Regions from separate parts of the Mus musculus genome. Here all the other regions are linked to region 2. The links are chromatin contacts, found by Hi-C or POLR2A ChIA-PET in ENCODE. All regions are on one chromosome and are shown on one strand. Each heading gives the region's core, a stretch centred on a gene start or an enhancer-like site at or near the end of the contact. The rest is flanking DNA. Distances are from core to core; before and after follow the strand shown.

What was found. A loop is a pair of places that touch in the nucleus more often than their neighbours do. ChIA-PET counts read pairs that join two places held with the same protein, here RNA polymerase II (POLR2A).
Region 1: a map of heart shows a loop between it and region 2 (2.8-fold over the local background). The contact joins the promoter of Baiap2l2 here to the enhancer-like site in region 2. A Hi-C loop is called at or near these places in 4 of 37 maps with a recorded cell type or tissue (CH12.LX, gastrocnemius and heart). POLR2A ChIA-PET finds 5 or more read pairs at or near these places in 1 of 5 experiments (Patski).
Region 3: a map of adrenal gland shows a loop between it and region 2 (2.3-fold over the local background). The contact joins the promoter of Pla2g6 here to the enhancer-like site in region 2. A Hi-C loop is called at or near these places in 2 of 37 maps with a recorded cell type or tissue (adrenal gland and heart). POLR2A ChIA-PET finds 5 or more read pairs at or near these places in 2 of 5 experiments (Patski and embryonic stem cell).

The regions. Positions count from the first base shown.
Region 1 is chr15:79,283,590-79,287,672 of GRCm38, forward strand. Baiap2l2 (BAI1-associated protein 2-like 2) reads right to left here and starts at 1,920. Exons shown (of 14, transcript NM_177580.3): 1 at 1,749-1,920; 2 at 986-1,061; 3 at 418-504. The coding sequence starts at 1,799. It overlaps Pla2g6 (phospholipase A2, group VI), which reads right to left. Exons shown (of 17, transcript NM_001199023.1): 15 at 4,027-4,083; 16 at 3,521-3,594; 17 at 2,639-3,306. The coding sequence ends at 3,162.
Region 2 is chr15:79,469,329-79,473,246 of GRCm38, forward strand. No RefSeq gene overlaps it. Among named protein-coding and RNA genes, the nearest start is that of Gm41359, 5.5 kb to the left of the region's middle. Within about 2 kb of position 1,400, at least 1 of the 3 ENCODE cell types and tissues checked has a DNase peak (open chromatin) inside an H3K27ac peak, as active enhancers do; it is heart, where a contact is called at or near this core.
Region 3 is chr15:79,326,151-79,330,017 of GRCm38, forward strand. Pla2g6 (phospholipase A2, group VI) reads right to left here and starts at 2,221. Exons shown (of 17, transcript NM_001199023.1): 1 at 1,485-2,221.

The DNA of each region.
Region 1 (4,083 bases), core at 670-3,169, 190 kb before region 2:
GGACCAAAGTCCAAGGATTTCCCATCTGGCTCTCTGACTCAGGACTTGGCAACTACAGAGAGGGGTAGGGAAGAGCTGGGGTACAAGCATAAGAGATGGGGCTCCCAGCACTAGGCCTGTGTTGAGGTGGAGGCTTTAGGAAGGTAACATATAATAGGAAGTCCTAGGAAGCCCTGGAGGTCTGAGGAGACAATAAGAACACAGGGAAGCTGGGAGGGGGTGGCCCATGCCTCTAATTCCAGCACTTGGGGGCAGAGGCTGGCAGATCTCTCAGAGTGTGTGAGGTCAGCCTGGTCTACACAGAGAGAGGGACCCTGTCTGGAAAAACAGAATAACAAAAATAAAACAGCAAAACCCAAGAGAAGGGTCCAGAGCTAAGACAGTTGGCAGAGGCTTGGGGGGACACAGTCACCTCACCCAGAATCTGCGATGTGGAGCTCTGTAGGGCCTGCTCCCCAATCTTCTGTATGGCGCTGAAATACACCTCAGCCGCCTCGGACAGAGCTGCAGGAGAGGTCAAAGGTTAGGCCCAGTACTCAATCTGTGCTACCCTGATTGTGTGGAGGGGATCCTGAGATGTGATGGAGTAGGGAGAAGCATCTCTGGGTAATGTCCAGTACTGCCAGAGAACAAAGAGGCACCAGCCTGGCTGCTGCCGAGGAAGGCCTTCCATGTGTCTCCCGAGGGAGGGCTGCGTACCTGTGTGCCCATGAAGGTGTTGTGTGCATGTGTGCTCATGACGGCGTGTGTGCATGTGTGCCCATGAAGGCATGTGTACACATACTCTTGTAAAGCTAAGGGCACGATACACAGTGAGGGCAAGGCTGTGTGGAAAGGCATCTCCGGCTCTTGGCGTGTGTGGGGAGGGGTACAAGGGTGAATTGCGGGACCCAGAGCTGAGGGTGAGCCCAGTACCAAGCAAGGAGCACTGAGCTATGGCTGCAGCCCCAGTGAGGGCAGGGGCTGAGTACCAGCGTAGACTCACCATGGAAGGCCCGGAGGTAGTTGTTGCCCAGGTACACCAGATTCTCCAGGGCGGGATTAAACTGCTCCATGATGCTCTGAACCGGAGGGCAAGGGATGCCAGCCATGGTGGTGGAAAGAAGGACAGATGGACAGAAGCACCTAGCCCTGTGAGGCCACCCTGACCCTTGGGGTTACCAGAATCCTGGCTGCTTCCTACAGAGGCCTGAGTGGCATTTTTCTGGGAGCCAATTCGAAGCCACGTGTCCCCCACAGCCAGCCTCAGAAAGGCTTGGTCCCCCCTGACATGGTGCACCCCAGAGTTCTCTTGGTCTCACTGGTTGAATGATGCCCACCTATCTAACGCCTCCCCACTGGGCACAGCTCAGCTGTCCTGTGTCCAGACCTCACCTGTTGACATTATCCCCATCTCAAAAAGACCCCCGGGGGTCTACCATGTGGCTGGGTTACCACCCTGGGCTGGAGGGACACTCTGGGTAGTGGAAGTAACCCCCACACTTTGAACTGGGTCTTGACTCCAATCCCTGCTGCACCTTCCTTTCCCTTGGTGACCTTGAACAAGCTGTTTAACCTCTGCCAGCTCAGCTTCTCATCTATCCAACAGGCTGCCTACTTTCTACCTCATAGTGGTAAAGGTATGTGAAGCACGCATGGGGAAGGATCTTCCACATAACTCCTGAGGACCCCCAAACCCAACCTACACTTGAGCCCAGCCTGGGTTCTCTCCCTCTGTCCTGAAGCCAGCCCAGCTTCTCCATGCTCACCTTGTAGATGGCCATGGTGGACCTGTAGAACTGGTCCATTTCGGGGGCCATGGAAGGTGGTGCTGGCACCAAGGAGGCAGGTGGCTAGTGGCTGGCTGGGTGTGCCCCGTGCCCAGTGCTCTGGACAGGCAGCAGGCAGAGGTGGCTGTAGAGTAGGCCCTGCAGATGGACTGTAGGCTGGGAGGAGGTGGCTGCTTAATTATTCACCAGCGGAGTGGGGGGGGGATGTCGATGTGATCTGGGGCGTAACCAGACCCTGCGGGAAAGGCATCCTGTGACGCAGGCAGGCTCCTGTGACCTGCCCCTCAATTATTTACCCTCTGGGCGTGGACTGGTGGGCAAGTGCAGGTAAGCTGCTTTCCCAGGTCGCCTCCTACCCAAGGCCCCACGCCTGGGAGCCCCCTGTCCTGTCCTCTGTCCTATATGGCCCTGCCCACCCTACAGGTCTGGAACACACCGCCTCCTGCCAGAGCAAGCCAAAGCACCCTGGAGGTAAACCCACATGGAAGACATGTCTGCACTGACAGGCCTCACCTCTGCTTGGGACCCAACACCTTGAAGGGGACCCTGTCCACCTAGCTCCCTCTCAGCCCTCCCTGTGCTAGGAACGGAACCCAGGACCTCACGCATGCTGGGCAAGTACCTGACCACTGAGTCGTTGCTCCAGATGGCAGTGAGGATGATGTGAGCATGTGTCCCCCAGACTTGGGGCAGGAGTGTGGCCTCGTCTCTCACTGCCCAGCTCCAGGGGCCCCCTAGATCTCCCTGGTCAGACAGACCTGGCACTAACCCTGCTTCTCTATTGGCTTGTTATATCATCAGGCCATGTCTGCTGGAGCAGGGTTGGGGACAGAGCACATTCACACAATGGCACACACTGTACAATGAACTTGAGTGTAAACCCGTTTATTTCACAGTTGAGGTGGCCCTGAGCCCCTCCCCACTCTCCTTCCAGAGAAGAGCACATGCACAGGGTTGACCTTTGGGAGCTAGGAGGGCTCCTAGTGCGGTGGCGGCAGGGTGGAGAGGCTGGCAGGTGCGAGGGGCAAAGTCGAATGGCGCTGGATGCCATTAGCCTGGATTCCACTAGGATAGGGTGGAACCCCTTTTCTCTAGTCCCTGACATCAGGGGGTGGGCAGAAGGGGTGAGCAGCAGTGGCCAGGGAGCCTGGGACCACTGGCACCGTAGTGTTGATCTCTGATATGTGGGGTCCTTGATGGAGTCAGTTGTCCTTCATAGTCAGGGAAAGGGGCTGAGGGGAACTCTGGGCTTTCAGCCTCGAGTAGTAAAGTGCAGATGGACCAGGAGAGGTGCCTCGTGGGAACCGGTTTGTGCTCTGAGTCCTAGTGTCAGATGGACATGGAGCTGCCAGGCCCAGCTTGGCCCTCAGTGTGCTGGCAGGCCCCGGGAGCTCAGGGAGACAGCAGCAGCTGGACAAGCTTCTGGAACTCCTCTCGGTGCTCATAGATGTAGACCTCGGTCTCCCAGAGGGCGTTGACCAGCACTGCATCACTGACCTCGTCCAGCATGATGTCGGACCCTAGCTGGGGGTTCAGTCTGTTGGGAGAAAGGAGCAGAGGGTCACCCAGAATTAGCCACACCAGCCTGGATGTGAACAGGAGTTTGGGCTGGGGAACGGAAGACCACATCAATGGCTGGCAGGTGTGTGTCTCTGAGTCTCATTGGGTCATGGTGGGGCACGGACCTCTGTCGGTGACATGAGGGTTGGTGGGTCTCACCTGGGTAGAGTCAGGCGAGCCCTGAACCTCACCTGAAGTACTGGATGCCGACCATCTCGCACCAGGCCCGGGCCCGATCCACAGCCCGCCCATCTGGATCTGTGCACTGGTGGGAAGCAGTCTCAGTAAGACCAGGCTACAATGCCCTACTACCCACCCTCTGGGCTCTGGGTCCTAGGCATTCATTAGCAGAGTGACTTTGTGTAAGTCCCCCTCTCTGGGCCCCAGTGGCTGGACTAGCTGTGCAGAGTCCATCTAGGATCACTGAGTAGCTGAGTTAGGGCTGTGACAGAGGCTGCCCCTCCCTCCCTCTTCTAGATTTTGTCCATTTGCATTCTGGCCTTTTATATAGCTGCATGCAGTAAGGAATCTGTGGTCAAAGAATACTAGAAACCCGCACTGGGGTTCCACTGTAGGATCTGTCAGCCCAGAGACCGAGGCTGGACTGTCTCCCAAAGCTGGCTGACAGGGGTATACATGGCAGTGTGGGGGGGACCTTGGCCAGTAGTGGAGGCCCCGGGGAAGAATTCCAACTCACACAGTCCACGACCATCTTGCCCAGTTCCTTGGCTCCAAAAACAGTTTTGGCCAGTTC
Region 2 (3,918 bases), core at 150-2,649:
TCTGTGTGTATGCATGCGTTATGCACACATGTGTGCAGGTACCCACAAGGCCAGAAGATGGCACCAGGCATCCTGGAGCTGCAGTGACTGGCAGTTGTGAACTGCCTGACATGGGCACTTGGAACCAAACTCTACTCTTGTTCTGTGCAAGAACAGTAAGTCCAGCCACCTCTCCAGCCTCCTCCCCACGCCCTGCTTCTAGAGACAGGATTTCATGTGTTGAAGGCTGATCACAACCTTTTATATAGTAGAGAATGACCTTGAACCTTGGTGCCTCCAGGTACCCCTTCTAAGCATAGCAACTGTAAGTATGCACTGCTTCATCTGGCTTCTGGTGTGCTGGACAAACACTCTATAAACCAAGCTGTAGTCTTGCCCTGGTTCAGGAAAATTAGACTTTTATTGAAAGAGTTATTTGTTTTTAATCGTATATATGTGCACGTGAAAGCAAATACTCTCGGAGGCCACAAGAGGGCGTCGGATTGGAGTTATGGGTGGTTATGAGAGACCTGAAGGGGTCTTGGGAACAGAGCTGTCCCCAGCATAAGCACTTCTTCTTCTTCTCCTTCTCCTTCTCCTTCTCCTTCTCCTTCTCCTTCTCCTTCTCCTTCTCCTTCTCCTTCTCCTTCTCCTTCTCCTTCTCCTTCTCCTTCTCCTTCTCCTTCTCCTTCTCCTCCTCCTCCTCCTTCTCCTCCTCCTCCTCCTCCTCCTCCTCCTCCTCCTCCTCCGAGATTTATTTATTTTTATTTATATGAGTACACTGTAGTTGTCTTCAGGCACACCAGAAGAGGGCATCAGATTCCATTACAGATGGTTGTGAGCCACCATATGGTTGCTGGGATTTGAACTCAGAACCTCTGGAAGAGCAGCAGTCAGTGCTCTTAACTGCTGAGCCATCACTCCAGGCCCCAGATTAGACTCTTTAAAGCATGGGAATCCCCGACTCAGTGGCATATGGTCAGGAAACTTCCCTCTCTCTTTCCATTTTGACTGGAGCCAAACTCACCACCCCACCCTACCCCCATGGCCGCTGCCCGAAGCCAAGGCTTGTTTCTCTTGAAGAAGGAAATGAGCATTGACTGACGGCAGAGTCTACTCTGCAGTAGTGGACTGCAGATCTTGCCCCGCAGCAGAACTGACCCGGGAGATAGGGATACTATCCATCTTATTAATTCTGCTTCTTTTGCTGCGATAAAACACCATGACTGAGACCAAAGACACCTTAGAGAAGGAAGGGTGTATCTGGGCCCAGGAGTCCAGCAGGAGAAAAGACCATCACCGTCACCTGTGGGACCTCAGCAGCAGGCAGGCATCATGGCTGGAGCAGAAAGCTAGGCGCTCACATCTTGAACAAGCAGAGAGCAAACTAGGCACTGTAGCGGGTCTTTTAAACTCTCAAAGTCAGGAAGTGATGTAGGACGTCCTCTGACATGGCCACGCCTCCTAAGCCTCCCCTAACAGCAGCACCGACTGGAAACTAAGTATCAAATGCTGGAGACCACAAGAGACATCTCATTCAAACCTCCACACTCCCGGAGGTGGAGTGAGAGCCTAGCCCAGCCGAACCGAACCGAACCGAACCGAGCTGAGCCGAGCCGAGCCCAGCCGAGCCCAGCCGAGCCGAGCTGGGGCACCTGGGCTGCAGGGCTATAACCATCAGCAGGCATTACCTATGCAAGTATTCACTTGGCTCCCTCTCCACCTGGACTCCCCGGGAACAGGACCCCTAGCTTTCTTGCCCAAGAAAAGTGTGCCAGTCCGCAAGCCCCTGAGAAATTCTGAATGAATGGTCAAAGACACAAATGAGTAACAGTTTGGCTTCAGAGTGACACAGAGGCTTCGCTCTAACACTCCTGAGAAGCTGTGGGTTTCGGGGACCAGAGGCTGGATTCCGTGGGAGCCTGCAGAGCGGCTTCCAGAAGGACACACCTTCTGGAACTGGGACTGGTTGTTGCCTCTGAGGCCCGGGGGCGGAGAATGCAGAGGAGGAAGGCTTGCTTTTCTGTTTGAATGTTTATATTATATATTGTAATGTGCGTAGATCCTAATGTGTTATAATTATAATGCATTTCCATGTGCATGTTTAATAAATGGATGCGGAAATAAACACTCACCTGGCGAGCTCCCTTAAACACGGGCTGCAGCCCCAGCAGGTCTGGGGGTGGCAGGCAACCAGGATTGGGCTCTCCAGGTGATGCTTGTCACAGGTGGCTCTGGACTACACTTGAGGAACAAAATCACCAGCTGGGTCCTCTTCCTACCGGCCATTCAGCCAGGCTCATTTGCATGATTTTTGCATATATTTGCATGACTTCCCTAGTTCCAAATAAAGCCTGTATTATCCTTTATCCATACTTCTGCCACCCTAAGGAACACTTCCCTCTTCTCTCCTCCCCAAGACCTGGCTGCTCTGGACAAACTCCCCTCACCCTAAAGATCCCAGTGCAATGTCATCTGCATTCTACATCCTCCTGGCTCCCTAAGGCCCAGCACAGATATCACCTTCTCTGAAGCCTCTCCTGCCCCCAGCCAAGTGTCTTTAGCCCTCCTTTGAACTGCCTGAACGCTCCTCCCACCTTGCTGCGTTTGCTCACGTCATCCACCTTGGCTGGTAGGGACCGATGAGGCCAGGGCACATTAGCTTCATTCTGGAGGATCCGAAAGCAGGCTTGTGATGGTCACTTTAGCCATCTCCAGAAACTGGGTTCTGACGGCACCCCTCATTCTGTTCGTCTTTTTTCTAGAATCAACTTATTTCCCTTTGGGGTGCTCACGTGTGTCACAGGTCAGAAGACAATCTTTGGGGTTCAGTTCTTTCCTTCCACCATACAATCTGCTTGGAATCAAACTCACATTGTCAGACATGGCACCAGATGTTTTTTACCTGCTGAGCCATCTTGTTTTAATTATGATTTTTTTATTGATTTATGCATGCGGTATATGGTGTGTGTGTGTGTGTGTGTTTGTGTGTGTCTTTGCATGTGTGTGTGAATATGTGTGTGTGTGTGCATGAGTGTTTGCACGTGTACATGTGTGCCTGTTTGTGTGTGTGTGAGCGAGTGCGTGTGTGTACATGTGCACATGCACACATGCACACACACACACACACACACACACACACACACACACACACACACACATATATGAAGACCAACACCAGCTATTTTCCCTCAACTGCCTTCTTGCTTTAGTTTTGATGTTTTTGTTGAGACAGGGTCTCTCAGTCTGAGCTTCGGACACTGTTTCTGCTTCATCCCAGCTTTGGGGTTACGGACTTGCCAACGTCTTTATATGTGTTGTAGGATCTGAACTCAGGTCCTTTGCTTGCCTGCCAGGTCCTTTGCTGACTGAGCCATCTCCCAGCAGCTACCCCCACCCTCACCCCGTCTTACTCATTTGGCTCGTGTGTTTTGGACTGCTGGAATTGAACCTAAGGCCTTGTGTATGTGAAGCAAGCAGTCTACCACCGAGCTGCATTTCCAGCCCCGAGTCAATGTCATTTGGATTTGTTTTGCTCTACTTGATTTAATTAGGTCTAAAATTACCAAGTCATTCACACTTAAGTAAAAATATTCCAGCCCTGAAATAGCTGGGGGGAAAAATAGACTCCCTTCTCTTCCCCATTCTCCCCCAGCCACACTCTCTAGGATGAACCACTGTTCAGTCCTGGGTCTCCTACCACACCATATTTGCATGTTTATATACATGTGATGTATACAAGTATATATAAACACAGCATTTTATAATAAGATATACATGCAAAGACACATGAAGAAAATGCAGGGACTGGAGAGACTGCTCAGCACTAAGACCACGTGTCTCTTTCATAGAACCCAGGCTCAGTTCCCAGCACCCACAGCAGGCAGCTCACAACTGCCTGTGATTCCAGCCCAGGGCTATCTGATGCCCTCTTCTGGC
Region 3 (3,867 bases), core at 971-3,470, 140 kb before region 2:
ACACACACACACACACACGTAAACTCAGTGCTCAGGAGGCAATTCCTTCCAGGATATTCTTAGTTATATCATTCTATTGGATGCCTTGGAAATCCCTCTTAAGCATGCCACCATAATTACATTTAACAAGACAAGCAACCCCTAGGGAGGGGAAATGCTGTAAGCCAACAGAAGGAGCCCTTAGACAACATGACAGTCTCATGGCAGTCTCATGGCTGGTGTCACACTGTAGGGCACAGGTCCCCTGACTTCCTACAGGGTGCAGGAGGAAAGGCATCTGCCCCATGAGCAATTGGATTCAGCAACACGCCACACTGAACAGTGTCTGCCATGGTCCCTTGGGCATAGCTGCCTGGGGCGGGTCACTGCCACTGCCCTCAAAGCTGGAGAGATTCCAGGAAGTTAAGAGCACTTGATACTCCTGAAGAGGACTCGGGCTCAGCTTCCAGTACCTACACGGCAACCCACACCTTCTTTAAAAAAAAAAAAGATTTATTTTTTATTTTATGTATGTGAGTACACTGTCACCGACTTCAGACGCACCAGAAGAGGACATCAAATTCCATTACAGATGGTTGTGAGCCACCATGTGGTTGCTGGGAATTGAACTCAGGACCTATGGAAGAGCAGTCAATGCTCTTAACTGCTGAGCCATCTCTCCAGCCCCCACAAGTCCTTTAATTCCAGATCCGAGTGAATTCAGCATGCATGGAGTGTACTTACATAGATCCGGGAAAAACATTCATATGTATAAAATAAAAATAATTTAAAAAAATAAATAAACTGGGGACTCTCTACAGTGAAAACCTAGCCCCAAAGGTATTAGCATGACCCTGGCAAAGGAGGTCACTGGCCTCCCTTCCCCAGGCTAAGCAGGAACAGCGGGCGGGCGCTAGCTACATCAATATTTGCTCAGTGGAAAGGGAGCAGAGAATAAAGGTAACAGAAATAAAAGCGCCTGGTTGTCAGGGTGATTAATAAACACTGAAAACATGAACAAAGGGGAATGCTCTCCCTTTGGTCCTCTCTCTCCCTATCCCCCAGCCCTTTCCATCCTGCCTATGAAACAACAGCAAAGCAGGGAGCTTGTACAGGGCCACACTGGTCACCAAGCCTTGTCTTCTACATCTTCTCATTCAAATACTGAGCCTCGTGGCAGTCACTAATGTGGGCAGAAAATTCAGTCCTATCTGGCACAGTGAGAAAACAGACAAGAACAGAGCATGGCCTCCAAGCTCCAGAACCACGTGAAGGCAGAGACCAGAACAAAACACTGCACTAGTCTAAGGGTGGAGCTTCAACGAGGCCAAACCAAACCTGCCCAATCCTGTCGGGCTGGCAAGAGGGCAGGTGGGGGAACTTTAGAGGAAGGATTGGTATTTGTTTGCGATCATGTGAACTGCCCATTAAAAATACAGGCAGAGATCCATAAACCCTTGTGCCCTCCCAGTCGCACTCACACCCAAATCCCTAGTCACAGTCACCTGGGTCACAGGCTCCTAGTCGCCAGCTTCCAGGTCATCGGAGGGAGCTGGAGGTGAACCCAGGATTGGAGGCTAGAGAACTGGGAAAAACACACGGGGGAGCAAATGGAAACCGGAGGCACAAGAGAAGATAAGCAGGGAGTTAGAAATGGGGGCTCAGGGGTTGGGCACAAAGGGACGGACGCAGGAAGCAGGTGGCGTGGGGGAAATCGGGCAATGAGGCAGAAAACCAGGAGCACTCAGAAGCGCAGAGAGAGGAGCTGGGGACAGTGGACAGTCCAGGGTGAAAGTCGGGCAATGAATTGGGAGAAGGGTTGATTTTGGAAGTTGGGAAACTGAGGGCGGCAACGGAGAAGAATGCGGTCACCGGATGGGAGTTGGGGACGCCAGGGGATGAAAGGACAGAAGCCGGGAGCACTCAAGGAGGCCAGATAGGAGTTAACGGAGGACATGCCTCAGAGTCGCAGACACGAGGCCGGTCCTAAGCAGGGTCCAGGTGACGACATTCAAGACAGGGGCACCAGGAGGTTTGGGAAAGGGCCGTCAGGCCCCGCCCCCGCCGCGCCGTCACTCACCTCGGCTTACTCAGCACTTCTCAGCCCTCCTACTTCCGCAAACTGACGCGCCCCGCCCACGTGACGACACTACGGCTCTCCACCAATCCACCGAGCCCATGCCGCAGGCAGGCTGTGGCCCCGACCCCAAGCGTGGACCTCGCACGCGGTCAGGCGCCGCCATCTTCTATAACTGCCCAATGGAAGCCGCTTCTGTTGCCAGGGGGCGGTCGGGCTTCTGACTGAAGCCAATTCTGCGTGGCTGATGGGGGCCATGCCTCGGGCGGGCGGAAGTTTCTCGTGAGGGCAGTTTGGCTGACGTGTTGATAAAGGGCAGGAGGCTGTTCCCGGCTCCCTTCGACCTCAAGGAATCCAGGGTGGCTCGGACTCTGAACTTTTCTGTTTCTGGCAACACATGAAGATAATAAGAAAGAAAATCAATAAAGCCACAGGATATAACCGGGAAGAGCCTGCTTTGATGTTGCCAGGTTCTCCCAAACCAAATTGCAAATAAAAATATGGAATTAACGGTTAGGTTGAAATAAGACAAAATAAAAAAAACTTTCAGGTGGGGAGGGAGGTAATACGCGCGCGCATATGTGTGGTGGGTGGTGGCCAACATAGGGTTTCTGTAGACCAAGCTGGCTATGAACTCAGATTGCCTGGTGTGTGCCACAAGCTTTTTTTTTTTTTTTTTTTTTTTTTTTTTTTTTTTGAGATAGGGTCTCCCACTGAATCTGGAGCTCCCCCACTGGGTTAGCCTAGCTGGCTATGGAACTCCAGGAGGCTTCTTGTTTCCTCTTTCCCAGCTTTGAAGTTTAAAACATTTACCTTTTTCCGTGGGTGCTGGGTATCGAACTCAGATCATTGTGACAACTTCACAAGCACTTTTCCTACTGAGGTATCTAACCAGCCCCCGAACAAGCCTAGTGGCAAGTGATAAAACTGTATTTGTTGCCTACCAACTCTACCTCAAGATGCCAGGCAATTCTGGGTGTGGTTATTGCACACGTACAATCTCAACATTTGGATGCTGGATCAGGAGTTCAAACCCAGCCACAACTAGTTCAGTTGAATCCCAACCTGGCACTCTGTCTCTCAATAAATAAATGAATGGATGTCTGGAGGAATCTTAGCACTTTTAGTAGGATTTTACTTGAATGACCTCTGTGAGGCTGAGAAGTAGCTGCGGTTGCGTCTGGGAATAGGTGATTGTCACTGAGAAGACTCAGACCTCATGCCTAACTATCATGGAATTCCAATAGATGGAATTAAAGTGAATAACGCGGGGGCTGGTGAGATGGTTCCTCGGTTAAGACCACTGGCTGTTCTTCCAGAGGTCCTGAGTTCAATTCCAGCAACCACATGGTAGCTCTCAACCATCTGTAATGGGATCTAGTGCCCTCTCCTGGCATGCAGGCATACATGCACACAGAGCACTCATACCATAAATAAATAAATAAATAGATAGATAGATAGATAGATAGGTAAATAGATAAATAAATAAATAAATAAATAAATAAATAAATAAATAGTGAATAAATACATGGTTGGTAATGCTGATTTTAAGGACTGCTGGAGAATAGCCAGGAGCCTGGGTTTGGTGACTCATTTACTTTGGACTAAGCTGCTCTCTTCCCCATCTCCAGTCTACCAGCTTCGGTTGAACCTTTACTTTCTTTTTTTTTTTTTTTTTTTTTTTTAAAGGAATTATTTATTTAATATACATGAGTACACTGTAGCTGACATAAGACACACCAGAAGAGGGCATCAAATCTCATTACAGATGGTTGTGAGCCACCATGTGGTTGCTGGGAATTGAACTCAGG